Regions from separate parts of the Homo sapiens genome. Here region 2 is linked to region 1. The links are chromatin loops, found by intact Hi-C in ENCODE. Cell type or tissue: heart left ventricle. All regions are shown on one strand. Each heading gives the region's core, and the rest is flanking DNA. Links, peaks and the distances in the headings are about the cores only.

Evidence for each region. Hi-C counts contacts between places; a loop is a spot of excess contacts. Peaks named below come from ENCODE experiments on the same cell type or tissue, not always from the same donor. Only the 100,000 strongest peaks of a DNase experiment are listed, where the experiment ranks them.
Region 2: it touches region 1 in a loop (3-fold over the local background); 21 of 110 quality-filtered maps call a loop at or near these places.

What each region holds. Positions count from the first base shown.
Region 1 is chr17:33,747,735-33,756,065 of GRCh38, reverse strand. It overlaps a transcript of ASIC2 not described here. Among named protein-coding and RNA genes, the nearest start is that of ASIC2-AS1, 190 kb to the right of the region's middle. RefSeq lists enhancers at 4,647-5,184, 4,408-5,566, 5,185-5,724. In heart left ventricle, for the core only: a CTCF peak has its summit at 4,751 (motif pointing right); a DNase peak (open chromatin) is centred at 4,785; H3K4me3 peaks cover 362 bases; H3K27me3 peaks cover 3,163 bases.
Region 2 is chr17:33,517,238-33,525,568 of GRCh38, reverse strand. It overlaps a transcript of ASIC2 not described here. Among named protein-coding and RNA genes, the nearest start is that of ASIC2-AS1, 38 kb to the left of the region's middle. In heart left ventricle, for the core only: CTCF peaks have their summits at 3,390 (motif pointing right), 3,589 (motif pointing right) and 4,953 (motif pointing left); DNase peaks (open chromatin) are centred at 3,631 and 4,928; H3K27me3 peaks cover 447 bases.

The DNA of each region.
Region 1 (8,331 bases), core at 23-8,022:
ATTACAGGGAAAACGGGAAGCAGAGCTGCCGGCTGGGTGTACTGACCATGCACACATGCGCTTAGCAAGATTGGAGCAAATGTTCCCGGTCATGATGCCCACTCCCTTCCCCACCCTGCTTATCATCCATCACCATGTTGAGGGGGTCACCCTGCACATCACAGGGGCCCTCTCTGCCCTCCTCGTGCACCTAACTTGCCTGTGAAGGCTCAGCTGCTGCAACATCTCCTCTGTAAATATCCTCTGATGCCTTCTTCACCCAGTGGGTCACCTCTTCCTTTGGTCCCCTCTGTATCCTGCGTGTTTATGTTTGCACACTCTTACGTCACGTTAGATCTAGTATTTCTTCATTACATGACTGCCTCCCTGTTCTCCTGCAAACTCCTTGAAGACCAAGAACTAATTTCCCTTTCAGTATGTCCCAAACAGAGCACAGTGTTTGGTAGATTTTGTTACCCAATGAAGGGTGTTAAATGATCAACTAAAGCATTCAGTCTCCAATGATGTCCATTCAAATGTATCATTCATCTCTAAGAGCAGGTTTCTGCTTAGCATAAGCCTATGAGCTTAGTGACATCCCAAAGAGAGACTCAGAAAGATAAACCAAACCAGGAAGGAAACATCTCCAGTGAATGATGCTGTATTCGTTTCCTGTTGCTATTGTAACACATCAGGAACTGAGAGGCTTTAACACAACACAGACATAGGGTCTTATGGCTCTAGACGTCAGAAATTGGAAATGGGTTTCACTGGGCTGAAACCAAGGTAACAGCAGGGTCGTGCTCCACACAGAAGTTTTGAAGAGAATCCATTTGCTTGCCTCTTACAGCTTTTTGGTGGCTGCCAGCATTCCTTGGCTTGTGGCCACCTCACCCTGATCTCTTCTTCACATTGTCCTCTCCTTTTCTGTAGTCAAATGTCCCCCTGCCTTCCTCTGCCCTCTCATAAGGACACTTTTGATGACCTTGACCTGACCTGAATAATCCAGAATAATCCCGTCAGCTCAAAAATCTTTAACTTAATCCCATCAGCAAAGTCCTTTTTGTTATACAAGGCAACATTCTCACTGTCTATAGGGAACTGTTCTTTTTTTTTTTTTTTTTTTTTTGAGATGGAGTCTCGCTCTGTTGCCCAGGCTGGAGTGCAGTGGTGCGATCTTGGCTCACTGCAAGCTCTGCCTCCCAGGTTCACACCATTCTCCTGCCTCAGCCTCCTGAGTAGCTGGGACCACAGGTGCCCGCCACCATGCCTGGCTAACTTTTTTTGTATTTTTAGTAGAGATGGGGTTTCACCATGTTGGCCAGGATGGTCTCGATCTCCTGACCTCGTGATCTGCCCGCCTCGGCCTCCCAAAGTGCTGGGATTACAGGCGTGAGCCACCGCACCAGCCTATAGGGAACTGTTCTTTAACACATATACTAAACCCATCAACACATTTATTTGATAATTGAAGTTTGAGCATATACTCTGCCTTAGATGCTAGAGTTATGCTGAGAAGGAACAACAGCATGAATTAGATGTAGTCTTCACCTTTCAGAGTTTGCAGTTTACCCAGGGAGAGAGATGCATAAACAATTAGCTGCTCCCAGGAGCAGGAAGCCCCCAGGAGCTCAGGGGTGACCTCTGAGCTGCTGGGCCTGCTTAGAGCTAGGAGGCCTTAGGGTATGTCCATAGCTTTATCGGAGTGTCTGTGTGACATCCGGAGCCCAGATGCTGGGAACCTTCTCACAATGAATATGCATAACCCCTCTAACCAGAAGGAACGCCACCTGCCAACTCGGATGGACTCTCCACCCCTCCCCCCACCATCATCCCTGATGTTTTAGGAGCAGAATCTGAAGATGGGCTGAGAAGAGTTGATTCTCAAAGGTGAGAGAAGAGGGGAGGGACATGCAAGGGAGAGATTCAGACAACCTACCCCATAAAGAACAGGGATAGAGAGGTGGTGCAGGGAGGCTGGGGTGGAGGAAGGGAATCAGTACCCCTTCCCACCCATCTTTTTATTTTTTGTTTTTAAAATTGATTTTTAGAGCAGTTTTAGGTGCATAGAAACATGGAGCAGAAAGTATAGAGTGTTCCTATGTACGCTCTCTTCCGGCAGCTGCAGTTTCCCCTGTTATTAACAACAGGCATTAGTGTGATATATCTGTTACAATTGATGAGCCAATATTGATACATTGTTACTGTTAAAGTGACCTAAATATGGCCTGAGAAGGACTCTGTACTTCTATATTTGAGACCTCGTGGATGAACTGTAACCTAATTTAGGAGTATGCACCTGTAACAATAGCTGAGTCTTGGCCAATCCCAGTAGCCATACTTCAAACCACTCATACACCGCCAAGTGTTCAAACCGTGTTCAAATAAGGCAAAGGATGAGCTGTAACCAATCCAGTTGTTTCTGTATCTCACTTCCGATTTCCTTACGTCACTTCCCTTTTTTGTGTGTATGAATCTTCCTCCACCACACGGCTGCACTGGAGTCTCTCTGAAGCTGCTGTGATTCTAGGGGTTGCCCCATTCACGAATTGTTCATTGCTCAATTAAACTCCTTTAAATTTAATTCAGCTGAAGTTTTTCTTTTCACATTACTAACTAAAGTCCATTGTTTACATTAGGGTTCATTCTTTGTGTTATACAATTCTATGGGTTTTGACAAATGTATGATGACGTGTGTCCACTACTACAGTATCATACAGGATAGTTTCACTGGCCAAAAAGACTCCCACCCCCAAGCTTCACCCCTTCTTCCCTCCTTTTCTTCCCCCAATCCATGGCAACCACTGATTTTCTTACTGTCTCCATAGTTTTGCCTTTTCCAGAATGTCATATAGCTGGAATCATACGGTATGTAGCTTTTGTAGATGGATTTCTTTCACTTAGCAATACATATTTAGGATTCTCCATGTCTTTCTATGGCTTGACAACCAATTTCTTTATATCACTGAATAATATTCCATTGTCTGGATGTACCACAGTGTATTCATCCACCTATTAAAGGACATCTTGATTGCTTCCATTGTTTCCAGTTCTTTGGCAATTATAAATAACATTGCTATAAACATTTGTGTGCAGGTTTTTGTGTGGATGTATGTTTTTAACTTGTTTGGGGAAATACCTAGGAGCTTGATTGCTGGATTATATGGTAAGAATATGTTTGATTCCATAAGGAACTGCCAAACTTTCTTCCAAAGTGGCTGCAACATTGTGTATTCCCACCAGCAATGAATGGGAGTTGCTGTTGCTCCACCTCCTCACCAGCATCTGGTGATGTCAGTGTTTTGGATTTTAGCCATTGTCAGAGGTGTATGTGGCATCTCACTCTTGTTGTAAGTTGCAGTTCCTTAATGACATTGATGTGGAGCATCTTTTTGTATACTTATCTGCCATCTATGTAGACCCATACCATGGATATTATTCAATGATAAAAGGAAATGGTCTATCCAGTCCCCAAAAGACATGAAAGAGTCATAAATACATATATCTTTTCTTCGGTGAGATGTCTGTTAAGATCATTGGCCCATTTTTTAATTGGGTTGCTTATGTTGCTAGTATTGAATTTTAAGAGTTCTTTGTATATTTTGGATATAATTCCTTTTTCAGATATGTGCTTTGTAAATGTTTTCTTCCAGTCTGTGGCTTGTCTTTTCATTCTTCTAACCACCCCACCTTTTGACTTTTTTTTGCTAATGAAAGCGTTCAGAGTGTAGAGTATGGGAATGATTGAGGTGGAGAGAAAGGGGTTAGAAGAAGTGGTGCTAAGGTTATAAATTAGATTCATTTTAATTTCCTCTGAGAGGTATGGAGGAAAAAGTGAAACTCTTTTTTATCTTAATTTTAATATTTTTTTAAATTTCTGTTTGAAAGGGCCGACTCTCAGAGGGCCACCAGCTGAGTCTACTCTTGGAAAAATGACCCTACTCTGTGTATGTGTTCCTGGGTCAGTCTCTACCCAGACTGCAACCTTCTAGAGGGCAGGGACTTGCCTTGCTCTTCACTCCTTCCCAGTGCCTGCTCTGTCAGGTGGTGCTTAGACGACAAATGTGGGATGTTAACAGAAGGACATCTTTAACAAGAGTAAAACCAAAGTATAATCTTCCCCACCCCCACCCCACCCCTCACCCCCACCCCCGGCTTCCCTAAGCTGGGCTGAGGAAAGCTCCAAAGCCTAGCATTCCCTCCCAGCCTCCCGCTGCCTCTCAGCACACCCGGTCTGCCCCCTAAGTCTACCAGTTCTACAGGACAGTTCATTCTTTGCTGTTGCAGCTCCCCTGACCCTCCATCAGCTGGAGTAATTGTTTCTTAATTGGACTCTAAGTCATTCTATGCAGGGAGCAGGGGAAACTAGAATTAAATGAAATCGGGATCTGAATCCAAAGGAAAGAAAAAGTAAACCAAAACGTTATACAGAAGAGTTGAAAAACAGAATGGATGAAAGCGTGAGGGATGGAGACGTATCCGTGTTTATATACATTGGTATGTTAGGAAAATCAATGGATTTGGAATTCAAAATTCTAGTCGCAATAAAAAAAAAACTATGTCCTTGAAAAAATTACTGTCTCAGACCTCAAATTCAGCATCGGTAAAAAGGGAAGACTGGTCACTTAATTTCCAAAGACCTTTCTATATCTTATCTCTTCAGAAACAGCAGCAGTTTCTGTTTATTCTAGAAGGTGGCCGCATCATTTAAAAAGAAACCAAAATACTTTGTTTTTCTGACTTTCCCAGAACAATTCCTGGCAGTGCCACTAGATGGCGGAATGAGACCACATTGGTGCCGTGTCAGGGCGGCTGCAGATCTGTATGCAGCCAAGGTAGCAGCAAGCTATGAGCCGTCTCCTGCAGGCATCTGATTAATGATAGGGCTGTAATCATCTTTACACAATCCCGACTGCAGCCCAGTTGTAGCCTAGCTGTTAAATTAAACTGAACAAATAAATATGCCAGGCAACTCAGCCTCCCCACCCGTCCCTACCCTGGGTGGCTTCCAAGCTGATTAACATATCAAAACACAAACTCAACCCTCCCATCTCCCTTCATTTTCATAACAAAAGGGGCCCCCTTTCATCTCCCAGCAACCCAATCTGTATTTAAATAGCTCTGTGAAGACTGATAACATTATTACTTTATTTCCCTGAGTCTTGCCTGGGGATCTCTCCAATGTGTTTCCCCAGGAAACTGGATGGATGTGTTTTATTAGAAAGATGAATCACCCCCTTCTCCCCATCCCCAGCTGCCTTAAGCTTCTGGTTGGGTGTAAGTAGGAAGGAAAACATACAGGAAGCTTTCTCTGAAGACTCCAGAAATCACAGATCAGCCCTGCTGAGTCCCTAGCCCAATCAGACAATGCCTGATGTCTCAATGATCTTAGATCAAAACAAAACAAACAAAGCATTATAAACAGAAAAACAAACTCTGACATCCGGGTGCACTCCACATAGGGTGCAGGTCATGGGCACTGTTCGGAGTTATTAACTGTAGGGTCTTGGGCACTAAGTCCTGTTATTAAATGTAGGGCCCTCGGCACTAAGTCATCTTGGAGTTATTAACCACTGGGCCCTAGGCACTAAGTTATTTCTGGAATGTAAAGGTTCCTAGCGAGCATCTCACCCCAGGCTCCAGGGCCTCCTGAGTGCACTGAATTTATTTTGCACAATATCGTGCACATGAGCTCATCTGAGAAGAGCATCCAGTCTTCATCAGTCTACCAAACCTCAGGAACCACCGTTTCCCCCTCAGTTCCTTGCAATCTGTTCATTTAAGGATGAGGAACCAAAGTCCAGGAAAGAGGAAGGGGTTGCCCAGGGTCCTGGATAGTCTTCTGCAGAGTGGGACAAGGGCTCTCTGGGTCTTCTGACTCCACCACATCTGCTCACCCCTCACCTGACCTCCTTGAACCTCAGTTTCTCCCTCAGGGACCCTGCACACCCACACATCACAACAACATTCCCTACACCTAGCGGAGTGGCTGGCACAGAATAGATATGCAATGGACAGGAGTAGAGGAAGGAAGTGAGGAACTGCATGAAAAACTGGAAAGTGGATATTTAGATCAAAGAGGGAGGCTGGTCCCCACAGCTGGTCCCTAACTGAGGTCCCGCCTGGCAGAAGATGGCATGGGGGGAGACTCGGGCACTCCTGAGGCTCACTGGCAGCACAGCCTTGGAGTTGGCAGCATGGGACATTTCAAGGCACACAAAGCTGGGCCCCCCAATCCTGTACCTGCCAATAACCCTCTTTCTCCAATCCACACTGGCTTTGGACGGACTTAGAAATAGAACAGGCCTGAGCATGACAGAGACCAAATTGGAGAGCAGGCAGGGCTGACGGTGAAGTGGGTGTTGACTGGAGGCTGTGTCAGGCCGGGGCAAGCTGTAAGAGAGGCAGTCGTCCTCTCCTCCCATAAGTAACAGTCTGGTGGGCATGACAAGCCCACCAAGTGACAGCTCTGAGGTGTGGGAGGGAGCCATGGAGAGGGCGGTCCAGATGGGGACAGCCAGCTCAGGATCTGTGCATGAAACTGGTGCTAAGGTTGGGACCACTAAGAAGTTCCCCTTCAATAGTGAGATCCATGTGAGAGACCCCCAGGCCCACAGGAGTAGAGGAGAGGAACAGGGGCTGGACTGGTGAAAGCGCCCCTCCCACACGGTCCGAGGAGCCCCCACCTGCACTCTTAGACAGCACTCCTGTGCTCCACAGAGAGAACGCCTCGCCGCTCTCCTCCCAGTAGAGGAAGTGAGTCCTACCAAGCAAAGATGGGGTCTTGGGGTTGGGGGAGCAGCTGGAGAAGGAGAGGGGTCTTGTTTCCCTGGGGTAGGGGGAAAGGGAGGGAAAGGGTCCTGAAGCATGCATGACAGAAAGGCCTCCAGGAGGGAGAATCACACACCACCCTTCCTGCCAGAGCTCCAGAGGAAGCTGTGCTCTTGCACCCCAACCCGGTTCTCTCCTAGGTGGTGCTGCTTCACCTTCCTGCTCCCCTGCCCAGGAGGGAAAGGAAGAAAGGAGAGCAGGAGCCAGCTTGCTCTCCTCTCACCTCTGGAGGGGCAGCCAAGTGTTCTTAGGCTGTGCCGAGGGCCCCCTGAGCCCAGGGCCATGCTGCAGACACGTGTCCTGTGTTCCCCTTGAAAAGAAGGCTGGGGAGATGTTTCCGTGGACTGTTGTCCCATGGGACTTCAGTTCCTTCCCATTTGAGCTCCTGCGTGGCTCTCGCATGCATGCGTTCCACAGATAATAATTAAAAGTCTATTGTGTACAGAGTATTACACTAATCACTTAAGAGGCACACGAAGGAAGAAAGGACATTATGAAGCCTTATATATTTATCATCCTGGAGTTCTAGAGCCGTAAGGCAGCTCAGAGATCATGAGGGCAGCTTCTATTCTCATGTGGCCCAGAAGGTGGGAGGTGGAAGGAATCCCCAGGCCACCACCGTGCCATCTCATTTTGTAGACAGGGAGGCAGAGACCAGGAGGGGCAGTATCCTGCCACTTCCACCCTACCCATGATGAGTTAGTGAATTGGGGTCTGGGTTTCTGTTTTTTCTTTCCTATCAGGAAGCCCTGCTTTTAAATAATGCACCATTATTTCTCAGGACTTCTTTCTCCCGAATGCCCTGTGAGGAAGGACTGTACTGTGTCTCCTCTTGCAGAGGCTAAATCTGAGGCCAAAGGAGTTTCCATAAACTGCTCTGGATGCAGGCCAAGCCCCTGCACTGAAGGATGGAAGAGGTGAAAGGACCAGAGTTTGGGGTTCAAGATTCCACATCTCCAGACCTGGGAGGTGGCAGTTTGCATGGGAGAAGCCCAAGAGTGCTCAGGGAAAGCTGCAAGGAATCAGGGAAGCAGGCACCAGGAGGCGGGTGCTTAAGGAGGCAGGTGGCTAGGAGGGCAAGAGATGAGAGGAACTGCCCAGAGAGTGTGGCCGGCAGAAGGGTGGGCTTTGCAGTTAGATTGAGTGGGCTCAAAGCTCAACTCTGTTACATTCAAGGCGTGCGCTCTCTAGCAAGTCGCTTAACCTTCGCAAGCCTTGACTTCCTCATCTCTGAAATGGAAATGATACTGGTACCTTCCACTTGAGGTTGTTGAGGGCCACCTGAGAATGCAGAATGTCTAGCTCATGTTACACACTGAATTAGCACTGGCTTCTTTCACTAAAACTAAAGTGACTTGAAGATGCGGGGATGATGTCAGGGGATGGAGTTGAGGTGAGGCCCGCCTGTCAGAGGCAGGCATCAGAGACCAGAGGGGAGTGTCCTGAGGACCCTGCAGACCTGGGGAAGAAGGGGAGGGAGGTTTAGTCCAGGCTTTGCCTCTGTCTTGGCCTGTAGCCTTG
Region 2 (8,331 bases), core at 229-8,228, 230 kb after region 1:
GATAACAAGGATAAGCCAGAACCCGTGAGCCCGAGCTGGAATTACACCAGGTTGGACTAAGACCCCTGTCAGTTTTATTGCTCTGACCTTGACGGTGAGGGTTTCCTGCAGAAGATAGGGTCCTTCATCACAGAACAAAGCTCACTCATCTGGCCAGGAGGCAGAGAAGCTGTAGATATTTCCAAGGGGTGGTGGAGTGGTAGCCTCACACAAACAGCCAGCAGCTAAGCGACAAGATATGTGAGCTACAAAGGGGCTGCTTCACTCTGCCCTCCACACCTCCCACATGACTCTCTCGTGTCCGCCCTACTCAGAAAGACCTGGTGGCAGGGAATGCTAGGAAGTGTTGCGCAGTCTAGCCATGTAGGCACACAACTCAGCCAGCATGCCCTCCTGTTCCATGCACATGACTGAGGCTGACTACAGGACTCAGTGAGGGGAAGGCAGCCCAAGTAGAGGGAACGTCAAGAATAAGAGCACAGAGACAGGAATGACACAGGTATCGGTGATGGGGGAACAGAAGAGACTGGGATTCATATTGTAGGTATAATGAAGATAGACTTTGAGGGTCACAAGGACCTTTGGCCTTTCCTGTGCCCTGGAATCACATTCCCAAGGGAGCTGCTGGGCTCCCTAGGCACTGTCTACACTCTCAGCTGGACTCACTTATGACTAAGTTAAATACATCTGGGAGGAAGCCCAGCGCTGTAATGTGCACCTGTAGTCTCTACTACTTGGGAGGCTGAGGCAGGAGGATCACTTGAGGACAAGAGTTCAAGGCCAGTCTGGGCAACATAATGAGACCCTGTCTCTAAATAAACAAACAAATAAATAACACTTGGGAGGCAGGTGAGTGGATGGAGGTGGAGGGACTCAAACTGGGGACCTCATTCTCGTGAGCAGCAGCATGACCCAACTCAGCTAAGCTGCCACACCAAGCCAGCACCTCCCCACCATCCTCGTTAGCCATATGCATATACACCTAACAAGCTGTGACACCCCCTCCCAGTGCACACCTCCGAATGAGTCTACACTTCACCCAGAACATACAGAAACAATACTGGTAAAAGACCACCTTTCTTGTTTTACATAAATTCTCATTTCCATCATACCTGTATGGGGAGAACTCATTCTCTCAACTCCAATCAAAGAGACCAAGCTCCCACTTCTGGTTCACAATTTGCTGGCTATGCAATCTTGGGCAAGTCAGCCAATCTCTCAGAGGCTTCATTTCCTCCTCTGTGAAATGGGAATAATAATACTTACCCTGACGATGTACTGGGAAGGCTAAAAAGGGGATTCTATGCACAGTGTCTCTATATAAGGAACCCAACAACGGTATATCAGCACATTCTGACTGGAGGGCAAAGAATTTGGAGGCAGGGATTAGCAAGAACTGGGCAGAATCTCAGAGGCTGAGCCTGGGGATGGTGAGAGAAACTCCTGAGCCCAGCCAGACTAGGACACCAGCATTGGCCCAGGGGCATGCTGAGTTGCTCCTGAAAGTGAAAGATACCTGCTCAAAGCTGAGAGGAGCTGGAGAAGGTTGAGGCTGACCCCTGAGTGTATGACTGAAAGAGACAAGAAGGCCCAGGGGTCATCCGAAGAGTTGATTTAGAGCAAGATTAGATCAATTTCCTGAGGCTATGCTATGGATGAGAACTGCATGGAGACAGCACTTACATCATGAGAGCAGGAACTTCCCCTCCGTCCCAGCTGTTCTGAGATTGCAGCCCAGTGAAGGGTGAGCTTCCCCTCCCTGGAGCTACATCAGCCGTGAGTAGATGACTAGTTGGTAGAGTGAGCACAGAGGGCCTTTCCAAGCACAGAGACAGAGCACAGAACTGGGTGTCTTCGAGATTATTTATAACAACGGGAAAGTGTCATTTTCTGAGTCAGTGTTCACATGGGAAGGGGAACCTGCCAGAAGCCAAGCCCTGTGCTAGGAGCCAGGAATGCATTATGCTACTTAAACCTCTAAGCAACCCTCTGCAGGAGGTTTTATGATCCTAGCCGGGCACAGTGGTTCACGCCTGCAATCCCAGTACTTTGGGAGTCCCGGTGGGTGGATCACTTGAGGCCAGGAGTTCGAGACTAGCCTGGGCAATATGGTGAAACTCCATCTCTACTATAAATACAAAACAATTAGCTGGATGTGGTGGTAGGTGCCTGTAATTCCAGCTACTCGGGAGGCTGAGGCACGAGAATTGCTTAAATCTGGGAGTAGGAGGTTGCAGTGAGCCCAGATGGTGTCACTGCACTCCAGCCTGGGCAACAGAGTGAGACTCCATCTCAAAAAGTAAATACATAAAAAATAAAGATGGCTTTGTGATCCTCATTTTAGAAATCAAGAAACAAAGTTTCAGAGGGGCTGAGTACTTTACCAAGATGACAAAGACAGTGAGTCCATTGCTGGAATTTGACCTCAGAACTAGGGTCCTTCATCACAGAACGAAGAGAAAAGAGAAGGGTCTTTTCCTTAAGACAGAAGAATCTGCAAAAAGAAGATTGAGGCCCAGCTCAGAAGATGGGTGTCCTGACACTTCTTGTCACCCACTTGCTGTGTAGATCACTTTCCTTCCTGCAACCTGGCTTGATCATGTGCTGATCTCTCTTGGGCTTGCGGTGGGTGGGGTAGGGGGAGCCAGGGGTTGCCCTGGCCTTTGTTCTGGGCAGCCCCAGGACTGCACGGTGCAGAGCGGGAGGCAGTTTTCAGGGATATTGCGATGCCACACGGCTTCAGTGTCTGTGTCTGCACTGGAGGTGGCGCTCTCGTGTGTCTGTTCTTGTGGGAATTCATGGCACCGCAAATAAAACTAACACTTGGATTTTCAAAACACTTGGATTTTCAAAGTTATAATCTAGGGCAGACAAGAATTCTTATTCCACAGATGAGAAAACTGAAAATCTCAATGAAAGAAACTGATAGTCACTGAGTCCTGTGAGGGACTCTTTACTGCGTCCTCTCACTTAGCACCCAAGGCAATTCTGGGAGACGGGAATTACTGTTCCTATTTCACAGATGAGGAAACAGAGGGTCAGAGAAGTTTAGTGAGTTGCTCAAAGTCAAAGAACTAGAAAGGGGCAGGATTCCAACCATGGTCAGAACTACTGCCAAGCCGCTGCCCCTACAAAGACACCTCAGGGCCCCCCACAGGTGGGCCTCAGCCCACAGCAGGAGCCGGTGGGCCTTCAGCTCACTCCTGCAGGGAAGACTCGGTTTCTCAGAGGAGTCCGAATGCTCTGCAAATGTAGGCCTTCAGGAACGGGGGAAATAATTCATTGACCCTTTAAGATTCAATATCATATTAGCAGGAGCTAGAATGGGGAGCAGATAGGACTGGAGGTTTGGGGGGCTGGTGGGGAGCCCACGAGGGGGTACTGAGCAGAGGGCACAAGGCTGCCTGGTAGGGACAGCAGTGACAGGAAGGAGTGGGGGGACTGACAAAGAAGTGCCATGGGTCAGAATTTTGCCATCCCTGACCCTTCCTGACAGGATGCTCCTCTATGCAGCCCCGGAACCCACCCAGCCAGCTGGCTTTGCTCAGCTATCCCATAGGCCAGGCAGCGGCTGCCCAGCAGAGGGCCCCCTAGCCCTGGCTGAACCACACTGCCCGCAGTTGCCAGAGGGCCTCCCTGCCCGCCTAGGTGCCAGGTGATGGGGGAAGGGGCCTGCCTGCCATGCACACCCAGAGGAACAGCCTGGGTCCCCTCTTGTCAGGTGTCTTCAGAGGCCCCACATCAGGGTTCTGAGGAGCGGGGATGAGGTTTTGCAAGGTATGGCCTTTGAGGGTAGATGATGACCGTGGGGCATGAATGCTGGGCTCCAGTCCTAGCAGTGCCATCAGGTTACGTGACTTGAGCAATTCCTTCCCCTCCCAGAACTCAAATCCACCCGCACTGTAGACTAGAAGATTCTCAACAGTCCCTCCAGCTCTGCCAGTCGGATCCAACATCTTCCTTGCCCATCTCTGCCAGACTCTCAGCAGGCTCTCACGGGACCCCAGCTGGGCTGTGCACCCTGCTCTGTGTACCCACTGGGAGAGACTGACTCCTTGGTCATGTGGCTACTTCTGTCTCCAGGACTTCGGGGGCGTTGGCCGCATCAGAACTGGGCCATCCCTGCCCTACAGTCACCATGGCTGCTGTACCTCTTGTGTCCCTGTGTGCCACACTCAGAGTGAATAACTGTCAGCAAGGCTGGCCCCGAGTGGCAGGCGCATTATCCAGGGGCCCTCTTTACCTCCCACCTCCCCCTGCAGAGCCAAATAATTCATTCAATTTCAGCTAATTTGCATCCTTCAAAAGATACCCCTTGGCCGACGACAGTGTTGAGCCCCTGCTTACCCAGCTCCAGAGGCCTTTATTTGCTACTTCTCCCGCAAGAGGCAAAGTGCTGTGTGGACCCAGCCCAGCCTGAGTCCCAAGTCCCGAGACCTAATCTGCCAGTTCGCCACGAGACTGCCTTGAGGTTATTGAACCTTGTCTGTAGAATTCCTGCCTGCCTGTTATGAAATAATAATAATAATTATTATTATTCAGACTCCTGGCTGCCATAAGCCAGCAATGCCAACATCAGTACCTTCTCTTCGAAGTTTTTGCTTTTCCAAAGTAGTCCAACATGATTCCAGCACCCACACACCCAGGCAGGTGAGGCAAGCATCCCCTAGCCTGCTGGTTCCACAGGCTTAACCCCAGGGCCTGAATGTCAATTTCAAAATACCCTTTGTCATTTCCCCCTGGGGAAGAGGCAGATTCCCAGAAACAGAACTCCCTGCTATCTCAGAACTCCAAGACAGGAACACAGGTGAGGCCCAGGGATACATTTGCTGTGAAGCAAATAAAGTTTTAAGCTTTGGGGCCGCTCACTTGCTCCTCCACCCTTCATAGCCCCAAGAGGGGCCCTGTCCGTGGGTAAGGGGATCAGCCAGACTGTGGGCTCACTGCCGCCCTCTCGTGGTCTCTCTCCAAACTGTCCCTCCTGAGGCTCCTTGTGTGCTGAACATTGCTGGGCACCAAATTAATACGACTGTACTGGACTGGGTGATTAATCCCAGGTGGCCATTCACCAAACTATCCTTCCAGCTCCTCGTGTGTTGGACATAGTTAGGCATACTAATTAATACAACCTCCCAGTTAACCACTGGACCAGGTATTCCTCTGAGTAAATGCTAGAGCATGGTGTAGCTGTGACAAACACTGGCCAAAGAGCGTATGTTCTGCAGGTGCAGACACAAGAATGAATTCGCGAGTGATTTTCATGCTTCCCCACTGACCCTGTCTTTCTGTCCCGTATCCTTGTTCATTCCTTTCTGCCTGGACAGTGTTTCTTCAAGTAGAACAGCTATACTTCTAATCACAACAGGATTATTACCCTGTGACTACAATGCATTTATTAATGACCCTCCCCCAAATCTAACAGCCAAAGAGGCCCCTGGGGAGGGGCCACAATAAGCCAGAATTCTCGTTGCAAAGATACCCTCTGCTCATAATCAGCTCTTGGATGGTAGGAATAGCAAGGAATGGCAATAATTAACACATGAATGTTTAACAGCATTTGTTTCTCTGATTCCTGGGCTGTACTGAACAGTCATAAAAATTGTTTTCTCTCTGAAGCATAAAAAATGTTCTGAAATCACCTGGTGCATTCACAGATGTGCTGATTAACTGTGGCCTGGAATGTCACAGTGACCACGACCCAGGCTTTGCTCTTGGTCAGTTGAAGTTCCTGGCTCACTCTCGGTTACAGCAACCTGCGTGGGTGGCCTGAAGTGAGGTCAAGTTTGACAGACGGTCTAGCAGTGCCTGGGCACAGAGATTATTCCCACTCTCCTTAAAAAGACCTTCCTTAAGGAGGCCTCCTCCTCCTCCCTAAGGAAAGTGCTAAATCCAGTCCTTTCCAAGCCCAGTGGTGGTGATTAAGCTGCCTACCTGCTCAAAATGCAGCAGTTTTTCCATGACAGTGAGCCGAGACCCACTTGTGCGCTGATTAACATGGAGACTCCTGGACTCTACCCAGAGAGTCTGATCCCATGAACCTGGAAAGTGGCATAGAAATCCAGATTTGAATAAAGCATCCCAGATGGTTCAGGTGCATGTGTTTGCAAAGCCTAGGTAGAGAAATACGGGGGTCATAGCTCGTCAAATGTCAGAGCTCAAAAGCTGCCCCACAAGCCCGAGGCCAACTGTGTTTAAGGGGGTGCTCAGTGGAAAGAGAGGAAAGGAGAAGGGTAACAAGCTGGGCGGCTTCCAGCATTCCTCCCTCACTTCCACCAGAGCCGCTCTGCTTCTATTTGTATAACGGAAGGGCCAAGAGCAAGGCCTTATGGCCTCCCTCCATGAGTTCAAGTCACTTACAAGCCGTGTGACCTTGGGTAAGCTACTTCACCTCTCTGTGCTGTGGCTGCCTCCTCTGTAAAATGGGATGATGATTAAAAAGAGTAGTTATCGGCCCGGCGCGGTGGCTCACGCCTGTAATCCCAGCACTTTGGGAGGCCGAGGCGGGCGGATCACGAGGTCAGGAGATCGAGACCATCCTGGCCAACATGGTGAAACCCCGTCTCTACTGAAAATACAAAAAATTAGCTGGACGCAGTGGCGGGCGCCTGTAGTCCCAGCTACTCGGGAGGCTGAGGCAGGAGAATGGCGTGAACCCGGAAGGCGGAGCTTGCAGTGAGCCGAGATCACGCCACTGTACTCCAGCCTGGGTGACAGAGCGAGACTCCATCTCAAAAAAAAAAAAGAGTAGTTATCTCACAGGGCCACTGTGGGATTAAATCAGTTAATGTGTCCAAAGCATTTAAGAACAGCTTTAGGAACACACTAAGCATTTATTCTTGCATATTAGCTTTCATAATATTATCTCATATATTGTAATGAGGCAGTAACATTGTATTCACTTTATTTGTTGTAAGGTGTAATTTGGAAAATGAAGGTGCTATTGTTTTTTAAAAGCCTCATAAGTAGTGTATCAGTCCAACCAATTCATTTTATGGATGGGTAAACTGAGGCCCCAGGGAGAGAACAGCTGGTGGAGGCCACACGGCAAATGGAAGCAGGAAAGGAACCCACCCAGATCTGATGGAGCTTAGTGCTCATGGTGCCCCAGCCCACTGCACCTGCTGCCTCCCTCAGGAAGTCAGCTCCAGCTGATGGCAAGTTTGGCCTTGCCCCCTGCCACATCATGCAGGGGCTGGGACTCCACCAACCTTAGCCTTTTTCAGAGCCCACGTGGGCAGCATTTCTCAGTCTCTCCTTCGCCCGCACTTCCATTGGCTTCAAACGCCATGGCTATCAAAAATAAGCTCACATCCTGGAGGTATCTGTTTCTAGAGCTTACTCTTAGGTTTCAATTTCCAAATTTCTACAGAGTTCAGGCGTTATTGAGGAGCTCAGGACTGATAGCCAAGAGGACATTTTCTATTAGCCCTTCTCCAAAAAAATCAAAAAGAGGCCAGGATGACACTCATCTCTTGCACTGTTCCTGCACATCAGAGGGGCAAATAGATATTTGTGTTCAAGAGGATGATGATCAGAGGCTGGGATCAGGACTGGGTGCCCTCTCTGGACTTCCAGGCCAGCTCCCAGCATGCAGCCTGCGGTCGTTACACTCCAACACATGGTTCTTCCTCCTTGTGTAGTTCCCACCCACATTGCAACAGGCTTGGTCTAGGCGACCTATGAAGGAAGTGATTATTATGTATTTTATTTTATTTTTTTATTATGCTTTAAGTTTTAGGGTACATGTGCACAACGTGCAGGTTTGTTACATATGTATACATGTGCCATGTTGGTGTGCTGCACCCATTAACTCGTCATTTAACATTTGGTATATCTCCTAATGCTATCCCTCCCCCCTCCCCCAACCCCACAACAGGCCCCGGTGTGTGATGTTCCCCTTCCTGTATTATGCATTTTAAAAGACTGTGGCCTCTGGCTTGAGTGCTCTCTCACTTGTGTGCATTGACCCTCAGAGTAGATTCTCCAACCCCAGTTAAGTCTTCAAATACTGCAGCCCCCAGCTGGCATCTTGACTGCAACCTCACAAGAGACCTCGGCTAGAATCACTCCGCTAGGCTACTCCCAACTCCTGACCCACAGAAACCATTTGTTATAAATTGCTAAGGTGTAGGGTAATTTAATACGCAGCAAAAGGCCAGATGCCATGGCTCGCGCCTGTAATCCCAGCACTTTGGGAGGCCGAGGTGGGTCGATCACTTGAGGTCAGGAGTTTGAGACCAGCCTGGCCAACATGGTGAAACTCCATCTCTACTAAACATACAAAAACTAGCCAGGCATGGTGGTGCATGCCTGTAATCCCAGCTACGCAGG